Regions from separate parts of the Homo sapiens genome. Here region 2 is linked to region 1. Evidence: read pairs that join two places in POLR2A ChIA-PET (ENCODE). Cell type or tissue: Panc1. All regions are shown on one strand. Each heading gives the region's core, and the rest is flanking DNA. Links, peaks and the distances in the headings are about the cores only. Region 1 overlaps BEGAIN (brain enriched guanylate kinase associated). Region 2 overlaps DLK1 (delta like non-canonical Notch ligand 1).

Region 1 (2,900 bases), core at 15-2,514:
CTCGTTCACTAGCTCTGGGCTAAGTTCTCCAGCAGAGAGGGGACAGCAGACAAAGCAGAGAGGGGACAGCAGAGGAAGCAAGCTCTGCTCTCCAGGGGCTAATGAGGAAAACCCCCTCCGCCCCCCTCCGGTCCTGGGAGGCCACCCTCAGCAGAATGGCCACGGTAGTCATAACAATAACGTCCACCGCCCCTTACACATCATAGCGCTTCCCACGGCTCCTCACCACAGCTCTGCCATGGAAGCCCCGGACCCCCTATGCGGGAGCAAAGCTCCAACAGAGAAGAGGCTTGCTGGAGATCCCGCAGCTGAAGGGGCCCAGCTGCGCCTGGACCCCACTGCTCAGGAGCCTTTCCCACCCAAAGGCTGTCTCTGGTTGCCAACCTCAATCACTCACGGCGAATGACCTGCCAGGGAGTTTGTCTAAAATTAATAAGAATGTATTAAAATTTAATTTTAAAAATCTAGCATTAATTATTTACATTGAATGTTTCAGCCCTTCTAAAAGGCCTGGATGGGAATTCCCCCCACCCCCAGAAGGGAACTGGGGGGAAAGGCAGGGGAGGTTGCTGAGCTGCCCTGGTGGAGCAGTGGGGGCTGGGCAGGGCAAGAGACAGGCAGGGAACAGGCAGCCCCTGCCCTTCAAGCCTATTCTAGAGCCTGAAGCCTGGCTTTGATGCTGCTGTAGCTCAAATCCTCCTCTGACCCATTGCCTTCGGGGCAACCACTGCCCTCCCCCTTGGAGGCTGTATCCTCCATGCGGCCCTCTGTGGGAACTCTGGGGAGTCACTGAGTTTACCCCCACACCAGATGGGACAGGACTCTGTGTCCCAGCTCTGTGTCCCTGGACCAGCCCAGCACCTGGCAGGGGCGGGGGGACTAAAAGATGGGTTGTGCCTGATGCTCTCCATGCAGGAGTGACACAGGCATCTTTATGGGTGGCTAGGGAGAAGATAGCAGGGAAGCTCCCCTGGCCGAGGTGCTACGCCCTCGGGGACAGTCTCCCATGAGGCTCCTGCACGGGCCCAGCACCCCGGGTGCAAGTTTTGATTCAGCCATTCATTGACCACAAGACTCGGTGATTTTCGTGAGACCCTTACTACGGGTGAGGAAACGGAGGCCAGCGCATGAAGTGGCTTGCTCAAGTCCCCTGAGGTTAGCCGAGGCCTGCCTGATGGGCTGGAGAACCGCGGCGCTGCCTGGGTCTTGGGCCAGTGGGTGGGGGCCATGAGGATGAGGAGTCTGTGGGGTGCCCCAGGGTTCCCACTGTGAAGTGAGGGGGCGGGATCTCCCTTAGGGAGGCTGGGACCCCAGGGTGCACACTGGGTGCCCTCGGGGGACAGTCCTCATGGCACAGTCCTTCCCCGCCTCTGGGCGCTGTCCAGCCCCATTCACACCCGCTGCCTCTTCCTCCAACACACCTCTCCCCACCGTCTGCCTTAAGTCCCTACCTCTTTCTGGTGGTCCAGCCCAGCAGCCACCTTTATCTTCTGACCCCTCACAGGAGCCCTGCCTGTTGGCCACTAGCCCCTGCTCTCTCCTCACTCCCACCTGTGGCCATCTGGGTCCTGATGACGTGCCCATCCCTGCATGGGCTGAGGCCTGTGGAGCTCCCAGCTGCCTCCCTCCCACCTACTACTTCCTTTTCTTACTAGCGATGGGAGGGCCGCCCGGGTCAGAAACATGCCCGTCCACCCTTTCCTCTGCTGCTGTGTCCCCAGGGTGGCCTTGGGCCCGGTCACAGAAATCAGTTCCATTGAAGTGTCACAGCAGCTTTGCTGGGTGGGTCTCATCAGCTGTGCATTTGCAGTTTATAGGCAAGAGCTTGGAGATTTGGGGCCAGGGACCTTGCTATCTTCCCTGTGGCACCCGGGCACAGAGACTGGCACACAGTAGGGCCTCCCCAGACAAGGTGGAGGGGGTGACTCTGTGCCACCTGTCAGGCCTCCATGAGGGGTTGGTAAATACTGACCTGGCCCTGCCAAATCATCCGACCCCCATGCCCAGCAGCCTCCCCTCGCTAGGCACACACTGGCCACACTGGCTGCCTTGCTGGCTCCAGGCTCACCTGGCCCATCCCTGTCTTAGGGCCTTTGCACTGGTTCCTTGCACCTGGAATGTTCTGCCCTGACTCTGCACGGCCGGGGCCTCCCTTCCCTGACTACCCATCTAAAGCATCGGTGAGGCCCGACAGCAGAGCTCCTCCATTCTGCCGCTGCATCTCCCTGTGTCCAGGGCCTGGCATGGAAGCCCTGCGGTGAGCAGGTGGTGTTGGCCTGAACGAATGCAGTGCGTCTTAATCCCCAGCCAGAGGCACCTGCTCCTCAGCCCTGGGCAGCATCCTTCCTGCTCTCACAGCAGGGTCCTCGTCATTCTAACACCATCCGCGTCCCTTCTTCAAGCCTGCCCCTGCGCGGGAGGGCACAGAGCCCCTTGGTACCGGGCATCGTATCTTCGCAGAGCTCTGCCCTGGGAAACCCCTCTTCAGATGTGGGTCAGTCCTGCTGTGGCCCCCATAATGGAGCACATAAATCCTCTGCCGGACCATCTGACCCCATTGCACGGCTGCCCACTGCCCCCTAAATCCGGCTGATTTCTGACACTGTGAAGAGGAGAGTGAGCCCACCTCTGCAGGGGGCCTGCCAGGTGAGGAGTGCCATGCCAAGGACAGAGGCCTGGGTTCCTGTCCCAGCTCTGCCTCCGACTCAGGCCAGCCCCACCCTCCCTCAGGGCATGGGGCTGGCCTCTCCGACCCCAACCCCAGTGCTTGGCCCCCCAGGACTCCTTACACCCATGCTGGGCTCTAGCTTCCTCAGTTTCCCTGAATCTTGTTGCCCTTACCCCTCCTGGAGGGGAGGAAATGAGCCTAACATGTGGAGGGCAGAGATGAGCCCTGGGGG
Region 2 (2,900 bases), core at 298-2,797, 170 kb after region 1:
CTCATCCTGGGATCCGAAAGGTTTTGGCCTATCCTGGATGAACGCTTGATGTTGAAATTTATCCTAACTGTGTTTCTCAAAGTGGGGAGCCTCCTGGCCCACTTCCCTTTTGGGAAAAAATAGCCCCTTTGAGTCATAATGTGCCATCTGGAGTTGCCACTTAGGCAGCCAGCCCTCCCCCACCCCTCTTTGCCCACCCAGAACCCCAACACTATACCTGCCTCTACCCTATAGAGACATCCCTTGAGACTTGAATGTACTTTGAGCCGCAAGTGCCCCTGGCAGAATCTGAGCAGCAACACAGCCCTCACCAAGGTTTTCACAGGGATTAGTGGAAATTGTCACTTGTGGGGCGCTTACTAGTTTTGTGGCAAATGTGGTCCAAGACCTGGCCCACACAGCCATGGGTTTACATTTGTGTTGCTGAGTTAATAATCCTCAGATCTCAAAAGACCTAGCCAGCTTCTGAATTTTGAATTTGACTTTTTTTTTTTTTTTAACAAAGAGCATCTATCTTTTTTGCAAAAATAGAAAGAAATGGGACAGAGCTCTGTTTAGCTTTTCAGCTTTTGGGGTTGGACAGCTAAACAGCCCTTGGGTACCAGATAGGAATATTTTGCTTCTTAGATTATTTGGATAAGAATCTATACTCTTAGCTTTATTGAGCATTGCCTGCCGTGTTTACCTTGCTCCAGGTGTTTATTTCTAAGTCATCATCACCTTCGTCATCTACAGTCAGTCACATCAGTCACCCACACACAACTCACAGTCACCCATCCATTGGTCACCTGCGCCATCGTCATGACACAATATCGACCTCATCACCTCATCGTCCTCCAGCCACTACCCAAGCCCCCTCATCCTGACTCAAAGCCCGACCAGCATCTGCCCAAACTCCCAACACCCCACTCTCCCCACCAAGCCATTGGTCTCCTCACTCCCGGTCCTTTGTCATCCTGATTCCAAGCCCCGCCCCACCCTCACCGCCTCCTCCGCATCATCTGCACTCTGCAGAGCCCCTCCTACCCGCCTCTGTCCCCACCAGGCCCCTCCCTACCGTCAGCCCTGAGTCCCACAGCACGCGTCCCCAGCCCCTCCCAGCCTCACCCCAAAAACCCTGTCACCCCACCGACCACCATCATCACTGGCAAGCCCCTTCCCCTTCTCCAGCTCCCGTCCCCACTACCCCTCCCGTCCCCCAATCCTTCCCCTCCTGTTAGCCCACCCCTCCTTTCCTATCACCCCCACCTTTCCCTTCCCATTCTCCCCACCCTTCCCCTCCGATCCCACCACCCTTCCCTTCCGATCCCCGTCATCCTTCCCCTCTGATCCCCCACCCTTCCCCTCCTGTCCTCCCCAGCCCTCCCTTCCTATCACCCTCACCCTTCCCCTCCCGTTCTCCCCACCCTTCCCCTCCTGTCTCCACCAGCCCTCCCTTCCTATCACCCCCACCCTTCTCCTCCCTTCCCTCACCCCAAACCCCTGGGTCCTCCACCCCAATCTCTGACAACCGCCCCAAGTCCCTCTTCCTTCCCCACGAAGTCATTCATAAGTCACCATCTCATCTCATTTTGAGTTTGTTTTAAGAAATAAAAAAATTAAAAAGACAAAAAAAAGAATTGTTGGCATGTGTCAGGCGGGCGTCTGGTACCCTGCCTGGCCTCTCTCAGCGTGAGACCTGGACTGAGCCTGCTAACGATTCTGTTCCTCAGTTTCCCCAAATAGAAAATTCTAAGATTGGTCAGATGATCAAATTATCTATGTTTTCGATCTTGATGCTATAGAGAACAGCCATGTTCCCCTGATAACAAGAAAAAGACGTCCCACGGTCGAGGTATCCTTGACCAACTCCCCATCCATTCATTTGTTCACCGTCCACAACCCATCTGATCAGGAAGCATTTCCAGGCACCTGCGGAGCACTAGGCAGTGTGCGGAAGCTGCAGGGCAGGCAGGACGAGGGGGCAGTCTGGAGGGGGGTGGACACACAGCTGTCCCCAGGGAGCCCAGCGCGGTGCCGGTCACATGCCGTGGGAGTGGAGGGTCTTGAGCAGACGCCTCCCTTGGAGAAGAGCCACCATCTCACCTTCCCACGCAACAAATTATCTATTACCAGCACCCGATGAGGCCGTCCCTCCCAAATTCCACAGTGCCCACCACTCGCACTACCCCCCCCGTGCCACAGAAGCAGTGTCAGCAGCCTCGCCACGGTCTTCACGTCATGCAGAAATGGTCATTCCATGTTCTATGGCCACCAGATTCTGCTGAGAGTGTCGGGATCCTTGACTGCCCAGCCACACCTTGTGTGTGTCTGGTGTAGTGTGTAGTTTACGAAACAAACGGAAAAGCTCAAAGACAGCGATCCAAGACATGATCAGCAATTTGGTCCCAAATTAGGAGAGGAGGAAGAGGAGTATCAATTTTGTCACCAAAATGTTAAAAAAAATGTCCTTGGCGCTCTTTTTAGCTTTCCCGTTTACTACCAGTCCAGACATGCAAAAAAACCTTGTTTATTGAAAAATAAACAACAAGGGCTAGACTTGTGTCTGCGTCTTTGATTTTGCGTGTGCCAGGCTACACTGGTCCCCTCCCATAGGGGCCTCAGGCCCCGGGCAGGGTGGGCAGGGGTTCATGCTTTCCAGGGCCCTGCTTTGGCCTAACACCCAGCACCTCTCATGTGGCCAGGAGGCCGCAGGGCTAAGGGGTGAGCCCGCCCGGGCCTGTGCACACCCCTTCTAGACCACACTCTTGGAACCTGGGAGTCTCCTGTCCAGAGGGTCCTGAGAAGACCTCCAAGGCCCACATGGACCTTGTCCCTGTCTGTTTCCCAAGGTGGCTCATTGTGGGTGGCCTGGATGGAGCTGGGACATGAAGGTGACAGGTGCAGGGAGGGGGGTCCAT

The links. Peaks named below come from ENCODE experiments on the same cell type or tissue, not always from the same donor. Only the 100,000 strongest peaks of a DNase experiment are listed, where the experiment ranks them.
Region 2: POLR2A ChIA-PET joins it to region 1 with 11 read pairs; 2 of 35 experiments call an interaction of 5 or more read pairs at or near these places.

What each region holds. Positions count from the first base shown.
Region 1 is chr14:100,569,737-100,572,636 of GRCh38, forward strand. All of the region lies in intron 1 of BEGAIN (brain enriched guanylate kinase associated), which reads right to left. Among named protein-coding and RNA genes, the nearest start is that of BEGAIN, 16 kb to the right of the region's middle. In Panc1, for the core only: no CTCF peak of the experiment used is centred there; no DNase peak of the experiment used is centred there; H3K4me3 peaks cover 238 bases; H3K27ac peaks cover 757 bases.
Region 2 is chr14:100,735,687-100,738,586 of GRCh38, forward strand. It overlaps DLK1 (delta like non-canonical Notch ligand 1), which reads left to right. Exons shown (of 5, transcript NM_003836.7): 5 at 1-2,538. Among named protein-coding and RNA genes, the nearest start is that of DLK1, 10 kb to the left of the region's middle. In Panc1, for the core only: no CTCF peak of the experiment used is centred there; no DNase peak of the experiment used is centred there.